3 separate regions of the Homo sapiens genome follow, and regions 1 and 3 are each linked to region 2. The links are chromatin contacts, found by Hi-C or POLR2A ChIA-PET in ENCODE. All regions are on one chromosome and are shown on one strand. The core of a region is the stretch at or near the end of the contact, and the rest is flanking DNA. Distances in the headings are between cores, read along the strand shown. Region 1 holds the start of LRRC36 (leucine rich repeat containing 36). Region 2 holds the start of NAE1 (NEDD8 activating enzyme E1 subunit 1). Region 3 overlaps TK2 (thymidine kinase 2).

Region 1 (3,296 bases), core at 792-3,291, 500 kb after region 2:
TAAAGAAGAGCAATTATATATGCCACATTTGAGACTAGAAGAGTTAAAGGGGGTAATAAGAGAAATATGACAAATTGTGAAATGATTGCATAACTGACAGAAGCAGAGCCAGAAAAGTCAATCTAATGAGCTAACCTAGAATTCTAAGTCCCAGCCCTTCTAAAAGCCTTTCTACAAGTTCATGTTCAGGCAAAGGCTGAATGTAACAAATGGAGTGACTAAGGGTCTCACATAGACCAGAAAGCATAAATATGCAAGGAAGGACCCTTGATTCTGCTTTCTGTTCTCCTTAAAGGTGGCTGAGAGCTCAATGGGGGTGCTCAGAGTGTGCAGATGTTGGATGCCAAAGAAAACCTACTTCTCGAAGGTGAGCCCCAGTTCTGGTCTCAGTTCCTCTTTTCTTTCTTTCTTTTTTTTCTTTTTTTCTTTTTTTCTTTTTTTTTTTTTTTGAGACGGAGTCTCGCTCTCTAGCCCAGGCTGGAGTGCAGTGGCACGATTTTGGCTCACTGCAAGCTCCACCTCCCGGGTTTACGCCATTCTCCTGCCTCAGCCTCCAGCCTCCTCAAGTAGCTGGGACTACAGGCGCCCGCCACCACGCCCGGCTTTATTTTATTTTATTTTATTTTATTTTGTTTTATTTTTGTATTTTTAGTAGAGATGGGGTTTCACTGTGTTAGCCAGGATGGTCTCGATCTCCTGACCTCGTGATCCACATGCTTCGGCCTCCCAAAGTGCTGGGATTACAGACGTGAGCCACCACGCCCAGCCCACCCTCTTTTCTTGTTAAGGATAGGGTGTGACAAGAGGGTCCTGGCTCCTTCTTACATACATGTCCCATCCACAGGTGGGCTCTTAAGTGCCTGCTGGAGTGAGGGTAGGGGTTAGGGATGCGGCTGTTCTTTCCCAAAGACTACTCAGGGGCTGGTTAGTGCAGAGCTATCGCAGCCTGGCGACAGCCCTCAGTCACAGGCAAGCTTAGGGGAACCTGTGGTGCTTGAAAGACAAAAGGCTTCTTGCCGGACTGACTTCAGGAAACGGGGTAGCCCTAAAGCAGTCATCCCCACCCCATTACAAAGAGCTTCTCTCTTTCCCACGCTGATCCTTCTCCCCCGAAGAAGCTCCGTCCAAGTAAATTTCTTACCTTTTTTTTTTTTTTTTTTTTGAGACAAGGTCTGGCTCTGTCACTCAGGTCGCCCAGGCTGGAGTGCAGTGGTGCAATCTCGGTTCACTGCAACCTCCACCTCCCGGGTTCAAGCGATTCTCCTGCCTCAGCCTCCCGAGTAGCTGGGACTACAGGCCGTGCCACCACACCCGGCTAATTTTTGTATTTTTAGTAGAGATGGGGTTTCACCATGTTGGCCAGGCTGGTCTTGAACTCTTGACCTCAGGTGATCCGCCCACCTCGGGCTCCCAAAGTGCTGGGATTACAGGCGTGAGACACCGCGCCCAGCCCGTCCAAGTCAATTTCTAGAGCTAGAACTTCCTCATGCTCTAAAGACAGGACCCCAACTCCTCAGAGCCAGGATTCCCAACCTTTCAGATCTGGAGCTCCCCATCATGCCTTAGAGTTCTGTCCCCACGCTCCAATCCTTCAGATTTGGATCTCCCCTTCACACACACCCTCGCCTTGCCCCAAAGTCAGCATCCCCCAGCGCTGAGATATGAAGACCACCCCGTCAAAGGGGCACACGCCCAGCCCTCAGAACCGGAGTCCCCCACATCCTCAGAGCCAGAACACTTCATCCCTCAAGACAGAGCGTTATTCTAACTCCTCAGAGCCAGCCCCCCAAATCCTTCCCGGCTGGGGGCCCCTCGCTCTCTCCCATGCCCCAGAGCCAGGTCTCGAACCACTTAGCCCCAATCCTTGGCCACAGCGGCCCCCATTCGCCGCTTTGGTGCTTTTGGCGCCCCCGCCAGAGCGGGCTCCGTACCATGGTCGCGGCTCCAGCAGCGGGCGGGCGGGCTTGTGACCCGGCCAATAACGGTTCCCGGGGTCGCGGCGGCGCGCGCGCGGGGGGCGGGGCAGTGGGCGGGGCCTGGCGTGCGCCGGGTGGTCTCGCGGGCGGTGGCAGGTGAGCGGCGGGCGGGGATGGCGGAGCAATGGGAGCTGGACGAGGAAGGCATTCGCCGCCTGGGGGCGCTGACGCTGGAGCAGCCGGGTAGGGTCTGGCCGGGAGGGTGTGGACTGGGAACGTAGGGTCAGAAGCTGTGGAAAGAAAACTGAAGTGGAAGGCGGGGAACCTGAGATAGAGGCGAGGGAACCACAGAGAAGCGGTACCTGAGGCTGGGGGGCGGGGGGATAACTTGAGGCAGAAGGTTAGAGGGAGGTGGAGGTGGAGGAACTGAAGTAACGGGAGGGTGTGGGGCAGAGCCCGAGGAATTGAGAGAGAAGAGGGGAGTGTGAAGTAGGGAAGGAGAAACAAGGTTAACAGGGGACCCTGCCGCAGGTGACAGAACTGCGGGGGGCGGTGGCTGACCGCTGTAATCCCAGCACTTTGGGAGGCGGAGGCGGGTGGATCACCTGAGCGTGGCCAACATGGTGAAACCCCGTCTCTACTAAAATACAAAAATTAGCCCGGCGTGGTGGTTCAAGTCTATAATCCCAGCTACTCGGGAGGCTGAGGCAGGAGAATCGCTTGAACCCGGGAGGCGGAGGTTGCAGTTAGCCGAGATCGCACCACTGCACTGCAGCCTGGGCGACAGAGCGAGACTCCATCTCAAAAATAATAATAATAAATAAAATAAATAAATAATAAAATGTCTATTAGACATCCAAGTGTAAGGTACCTAGTAGGCAGTTGGATATATGGGTCTGGACCTCAGAGGAGAGGTCAGGGTTAGAGATGAAAATTTTGGAGACATTAGCAATAGGTGGTATTTAAAGCTACGGGAGTGGATGAACTCAGCTAAGGAGAGAATGTCGATGGAGAAGTGAAAGAAAGCTTAAGACTCAACCTTGGAATATTTCAGTGTTTAGAGGTTGTATAGAGGAAGAATGTGGTATCTTGGAATTTGAGAAGGGGTAGTGTATCGAGCAAGCAATGGCCAACTGTGCCAAATGCTATTGACAGGCTGAGCAACTTAAATGCAGAGTGTCTGTTAGATTTAGCAACATGGAACTTACTGGTGACCTTGACAGAGGGAGTTTTGGGAGGGTGGGGAGGAGGGAAACCAGATTGGAGTGGGATGAAAAAGGGAAATGATATTTGAGGGGAAGAGACAGTGAAAGTAAGAACTTTTGCTGAAAATTTTAGCTGTAAAAGAGACTGCAGAAATAGATGGTAGCTGAAGCGTAT
Region 2 (2,959 bases), core at 93-2,592:
CCAGGAAGGAGGAAAGCTGAGCAGCTTTGTTATCTCCACAGCCTCAAGACACAGAAGACGCTCAATAAATAAGGAATGGGTAGTGCAAGGAGAAAAGGCAAGGGTGGGGAAGTACCCAAGGACCCTCCTGATGGCTTAGGCCTGCACTGTCCATTAAGGTAGCTGCTAGCCACATGTACTACTGAGCACAAGCAATGAGGCTAGTGTTAACTGAGATGTGCTGGTAAGTGTAAAATACAATATTTATACGATAGTTTTGGGGGGGCTTTTTTGACGGAGTCTCGCTCTGTCACCCAGGCTGGAGTGCAGTGGCACGATCTCGGCTCCCTGAAACCTACACCTCCTGGATTCAACCGATTCTCCAGCCTCAGCCTCCAGAGTAACTGGGATTACAGGCGCGCACCACCACGCCCAGCTAATTTCTGAATTTTTAAATAGAAACAGGGTTTCACCATGTTGCCCAGGCTGGTCTCGAACTCCTGACCTCAGGTGATCCGCCCGCTTCGGCCTCCCAAAGTGCTGGGATTACAGGCGTGAGCCACCGTGCCGGTCCTCCAAGACAGTTTTAAAAAGGAAAATACTCATGACCAGCTTGGGGAAAGGTGGCAAAAACCTCGTTTCTACAAAAACAAAAATAAAAATAAAAATAAAAATTTAAGTAAAATATCTCAAGAACTTTTTATATTGTGTTGAAATAGTAATGTTTTGGACATATTGGGTTAAATTGTATTTAAAAATCAATTTCATCTGTTTCATTTTACCTTTAGTGTGGTTACTAGAAAATTTATAATTACATTTGCGGCTCACATGAGACTAGCATTTTATTTCCATTGGACAGCGCTGGCTGAGAACAAAACCTAACCCTCTGTGCCGCCCTCGCGGCCGGGATGCGGTGCGCCCCGGGCCTCCCCATTCGGAAAACGAGGAGCCTGGGCGCAACGGGGCCGGCAGCCGCCTTAGCTACCCGGCTGGCGCTGGGGACCCCGTCCCCCGAACTGCACACCGCGTGGCGGGGGAAGGGGTCCCAGCCCTCGCGGAGCACCTTTGGCCCAGGGCGGGAGCTCCGAGCGCCGGCTTCCCGCGCCCCGCACGGCCCGGCCCAGCCTGGAAGAAGGCCTGAGGAAGGCCCGACCGCGCCGCCCGCGCCCTTAGGCCCGGCCCGAATGCTGGAAAGCCCGCCGGCCCGCCCTCGGCTCGGTGAGCCTCGGCTCACCTCAGCTGCCGGTCGTACTTCTGCTCCTTGAGCAGCTTTCCCAGCTGCGCCATGGCCGCGCCTGCCGCGCGGAAAACAGCCGAGCCCCTGCGGAGCGCCGCCACCAGCTCCACAAGCGCGCAGGCGCACTGAGCGCCCCTTCGCCGCTACCGTCTCCTGCGCGCTGCCTGCAGGGGGCGCCGCACTGCACTGCGCACGCGTCGCCGGTACGCCGGGGCCTAAGCGGCCCTGGTACCCGAGCGGGTCTGGGGCTCTTGGTCCCCATCGGCCAGAAAGGCAGACCCGCTAGCCTGCCAATTTGCCCTCTGTCCATGCAGTAATTGGGGGCGACTGGGGCATTGGAATCAGGCATACTTGTATTTCGACCACTTAACTGGCTGTGAGATCTACTCTTTACCTCTCAAATCCTCAGTGTGCTCACCTGTGCAGTGGGGATAAATGGGTCCCAAGTGTCTTTTGACCTTAAATGAGATTTTGAATACAGGAGGCCAGACTCCCCCCAAATCTTGCATGAATAATAACTTTCATTTTGATGATCATTATTTTTCACCCATTTCTTCCTCTCATGAAAAGCCCACAAGCCTATTTTGAATCACAAAGCTAGGGGCTCCCTGCTGCAGATGCAGACAAGTCCAGGGCTCTGTTCTTGGAGAGTTTAGTCTCATGAAGGAAGAGGGACAGCAAACAAGCACTTACCAGACAATGTGGCCTTCCTCTAGATAGAGGGAAGCAGGGTGCTCAGGGGTGCACAGAAGAACCTCCCCAGTCCCCCTCTCCAAGAATGTTTCATGTGGTTTGGAGATGGAGGAGTGTTTTGTTTTGTTTTGTTTTGTTTTGTTTGAGACAGGGTCTCTCTCTATTGCTCAGACTGGAGTTCGGTGGTGTGATCTCAATTCACTGCAGCTTCAACCTCCCAGGCAGCAATCCTCTCACCTCAGCCTCCCAAGTAGCTGGGACTACAGGCATGCACCACCACACCTGGCTAATTTTTGTACATTTTTTGTAGAGATGGGGTTTCGTCATGGCCCAGGCTGGTCTCAAACTCCTGGGCTCAAGCGATCTGCCCGCCTTGGCCTCCCAATGTGCTGAGATTATAGGCATGATCCACTGTGCCCAGCTGGAAGGGTGTTTTAAGCATAAGGAACAGCAGGTGCCATCTCTAGGAAGCAAAGAAGGCATAGCAAGCTGTAGGTGCTAGAGTAAGTTTGGTCAGGTGAAGGATAGGGAGTGGTTGAGAAGGTTTGAGAGACAGTTGGGACAGGCTGGGTTCTGAAGACTGTGAACATAGATCCAAGGAGGAATTTAAAGTCCTCCACTTCCTGAAAAGACCCTCCTTTCAGGAAGAGAACGGCTGTCCTGTGGGGATGGGAGGCCAAGGAAGGAGGTTACCCCATGAGAACAATTGGGAGGGGGGTGGTGGTGCTGAAGACAAGGTGACCATCTGTGAGGGAGACGAAGACTCCTTCCCTGCTATCTCGCAGACCCTACAGGCACCTTCAGGTTAATAACTGCCTGAAATAAGGTGAAAATGAACACAGATCCCCACCCCCAATCCCCTAGGATGGGGACCAGAGAGATGGCACAGTTTGATGGTAATGATGCAGTGATGATGAATTGCACTTTGCCCTGGGCATGGTCTCCTGGACTAGGGTGAGAGTACACCTTCCCATACCTTCCCTTGCCCTTACCCAGCTCCCATGGAACACACTGATGGGAAACAGAGGTGTGAGGCTTTCCCAGCTCATC
Region 3 (3,079 bases), core at 263-2,762, 310 kb before region 2:
TGATGCAGCGGAGCCCAAGGGAAAAGGGGCACAGGCCCTCCTGAGCCATGGGGCCTGCATGCCAGGCAGAGCAGATACTCGTGCTCTCCCAGGCACAGAGTGGGATGGCTCCTCACACAGATTCCACTCGCCATCCCAGAGGCTCGCGTGTCAACTCTGCAGCAGCCTTTACATCTCCTGCCCAGCTCTCCCTTGGCAATAGGAGCCAGATGTGTCCCATGGACCTGGTCAAACCCTTAAGACAATGGCTTGGATCACGGCTTGGACGGCCCCCAGGCTTGGGGAGCATCTGGGTCACTGCACAGAGCTGCTGTGCGCATCACAGCATGGTCCAGCCTGGCCCCATTCCACCACATTCCATCTTCCTAGCATTCTTGTCTCCAAGATTTCAAAGGAGCTGCCCAGAGTGACGCCTGGGCCCTCGTGGCAGGAATGCATCGTGCTGGCACCAAGGAAAAACAAGGCTGAGCAGGATTTCAGGAGTTGGATAGGCTTCCCAGGGCCCCCAGTCCAGCCTATCCTGAGCTCAGAGCCCCTGACACCCCACTGAATGCTTGCCCAGCCTCTGTCTCCCTCCAGTGGCAGCTTCTCACATGGGACATTCAGTTCAATACTAACTGAGCAACTACTAGGCACCAGGCCCCAAGGCACATGCAGAGGACACGGAGGGAATAAGACCCAATCTTAAAAAGCTCACATTAGTGAGGGATGGGGAACAAAGGTATAAACAAATAGTGTCAGTATGCTGTCCTAAGGCCCATGATCACAGAAAGCCAGGGGGTGGGTTTGGGGGGGGTTACAATGGAAGGAAGGTCAGGGGTGGCTTCCTGGAGGAGGTGACATCTGAGTAACACTTTAAAGACAAAGGAAACGACTGTGCAAAGGCACATTTGCATAACTCCACTGTGTATGTGGTTGTTTGTGTGTGGCCACAACTAGTTCCTTATAGCCAGAGCATAGAAAGTAGGGAATGGAGGATGATAACGCCAGAGAGGCAGTTGGGGCCGGGTCATAAGCCGTATTACAAAGTGGGGACTGCATTCTAGCCAGCAGCAAGGCACTGAAAGGTTCTGGGCTGGGAAATTGCACGAGTGGTGATGAGTATTGGAAATATCAGCCGGGCGGCAGCCTGGAGGCCAGATTTTGAAGGGAGATGCAAGGAGGGAAGGGCCAGGGCGAGATGCACAGCCCGGGCCTATACTGGCAGAGTCCCCATGAGAGTCAGTGTGGCCTGAGCAGAACTCAGAAGGGCATGGCATCTCTCCAGTGGGCAAACACCACTAAGCATGAGCACCGCCTCCGTGCCGGGCACTGTGCTAAGCACTAGGGATGCAGCAGTGAACAAGAGGGCTGGGTCCTGCCCTCCTGGAACTCGCATTCTAGGGAGGACACAGAGAGCACAAGGCCAGGCAATCTTCAGGAGGCAGAACAGACAAGCCCTGGTGCTGCCAAGATGGGGAGGGGCAGGTGGGGAGGGGAGGGGAACGCCTCCAAGCAGGAGGGTTGCCAAACTGTGAGTCAGCGACCACAGGAAGCCAAGCAGATCTGGACATCCACGTGGGTCTCTGGCCAAACAGGAAGTCAGAGTTCACCCTCTGATACACTTGGTTCCTGTTCTCTCTCTGCAAACAAGGGCACAATGATCTCATGGGGGTGGGGCCGGGAGAGGAAGCCGGGTTGGACAGAGGTGGTTTCCCAGTTTGTCTTTAACCAAGTCAAAGAGGCCTCTTACCAGCGGAATGACCTTCTCCTCTTCCCTGCATCTCTTCTTTAACCTCTGGTAACAAGTCTCAGGATTGGTCCGAAGGTAAACTGAGGTTAAAAGAATACGTGGCTCTCAGGACTCTGCTCATGGCTTGGAAGCAAAGCAGGCACACAGGCAAAGGCGGGAGGAAGGTCTGCACAGCTCGAGCAGGAAGCAGGGAGGGCCAGCTCTTGGCTTGACCACTGACCCTCCGCCTCGACTTTCATTCTCTTTCAGTGTCAGCGGCCCCGTGGGGTCGTTTTGAGGCTGAATGGGATTCTGTTCATAGACAGAGCTCAAAACAGGCCTCACACCCAGCAGGTCTCAGTGAATGTTCAGGCTCTGTCCTTCCTGTTCCTTTGCAAACTAGAAAAACCCATCAGATCACAGTGGATTTGGGTCTGAAAGTAGCTGAGCCAGGGAGGGAAGTTTAAAGAACAAAGGCCAGGGTTCTTCTCCATGAGAGACCAGAAGTCCCGAATTCTGTCTGCCCTCAGGGAGAAAGCTGAACTCCCATGGGGAAGGAACTGCCAAGGGCAAGTGCCTCACCCACTGCCCCCAAGGGTTGGGGCCCAGCCAAGCACATCCTCAAGGGACCCAGGAGAGAGACAAGAGAGGGAGGTGGGAGGGGTGCATCTCACCTATCAAATCAACAGACACGTCCATGTTCCTCAAGATCCAGTCAAACCATTCCGACAGAACTACATAGTCCACTTCTGGCATCTTCCCACTGCAATGAGAGTTGTAAGGGCTTATTCACCTAAGAGAAAACTTCTGGGCTATGCAATTCCCCCAAAAGGATCTTGAGACGGCTCTCAATGAAAGGAGTCACCAAGGGTACCAGGGCACAGTGTGATCCGTGCAATACTGGACATGCAGTGACAAGGACCCTAAGCATTCCCGACCTCCTGCTGCCTGGGAGCGGCTTATGGCACAATGCTGCAAGGGCCATGGCACGGAGTGATGGGAGAATTCACTTGGGATTGGAACTCTAAGCAGAGAAAGGGACTTTAAAGCTTGTACCCTGAGAACAGAGACAGTGCTCAGGTTAGGCAATGAATCAGCAAACCAATTTCACTTCTAGAAATTTATTTTGTGGACCAGGGTGGTGGCTTATGCCTGTAATCCCAGCACTTTGGGAGGGTGAGGTGGGAGGATCACTTGAGGCCAGAAGTTCAAGATCTGCCTGGGCAACATGGAAAGACCCCCATCTCTACAAAAACTACAAAAAAATTAACTAGGGGTGGTGGCGCATGCCTATGGTCCTAGCTACTCGGGAAACTGAGGCAGGTGGATCACTTGAGCCCAGGGGTTTAAGGCTGTAGTGGGTCATGA

Evidence for each region. Hi-C counts contacts between places; a loop is a spot of excess contacts on that map. ChIA-PET counts read pairs that join two places held with the same protein, here RNA polymerase II (POLR2A). Pooled maps may share reads with other maps.
Region 1: a loop to region 2 is called in a map with no recorded cell type, with 4 times the contacts of the local background. The contact joins the promoter of LRRC36 here to the promoter of NAE1 in region 2. A Hi-C loop is called at or near these places in 1 of 37 single-sample maps with no recorded cell type.
Region 3: a loop to region 2 is called in a pooled map, with 6 times the contacts of the local background. The contact joins the enhancer-like site here to the promoter of NAE1 in region 2. A Hi-C loop is called at or near these places in 7 of 50 pooled maps. POLR2A ChIA-PET finds 5 or more read pairs at or near these places in 2 of 52 experiments (BJ and activated naive CD4-positive, alpha-beta T cell).

The regions. Positions count from the first base shown.
Region 1 is chr16:67,324,774-67,328,069 of GRCh38, forward strand. It overlaps LRRC36 (leucine rich repeat containing 36), which reads left to right and starts at 2,042. Exons shown (of 14, transcript NM_018296.6): 1 at 2,042-2,159. The coding sequence starts at 2,090. KCTD19 (potassium channel tetramerization domain containing 19) reads right to left here and starts at 1,968. Exons shown (of 16, transcript NM_001100915.3): 1 at 1,932-1,968. The coding sequence starts at 1,934. RefSeq lists an enhancer at 100-179 and a silencer at 1,935-2,084.
Region 2 is chr16:66,829,634-66,832,592 of GRCh38, forward strand. NAE1 (NEDD8 activating enzyme E1 subunit 1) reads right to left here and starts at 1,343. Exons shown (of 20, transcript NM_003905.4): 1 at 1,214-1,343. The coding sequence starts at 1,266. RefSeq lists silencers at 818-1,027, 1,038-1,097, 1,079-1,303 and an enhancer at 1,067-1,567.
Region 3 is chr16:66,515,404-66,518,482 of GRCh38, forward strand. TK2 (thymidine kinase 2) reads right to left here. Exons shown (of 10, transcript NM_004614.5): 7 at 2,386-2,474; 8 at 1,733-1,812. Among named protein-coding and RNA genes, the nearest start is that of TK2, 33 kb to the right of the region's middle. Within about 2 kb of position 1,513, at least 33 of the 41 ENCODE cell types and tissues checked have a DNase peak (open chromatin) inside an H3K27ac peak, as active enhancers do.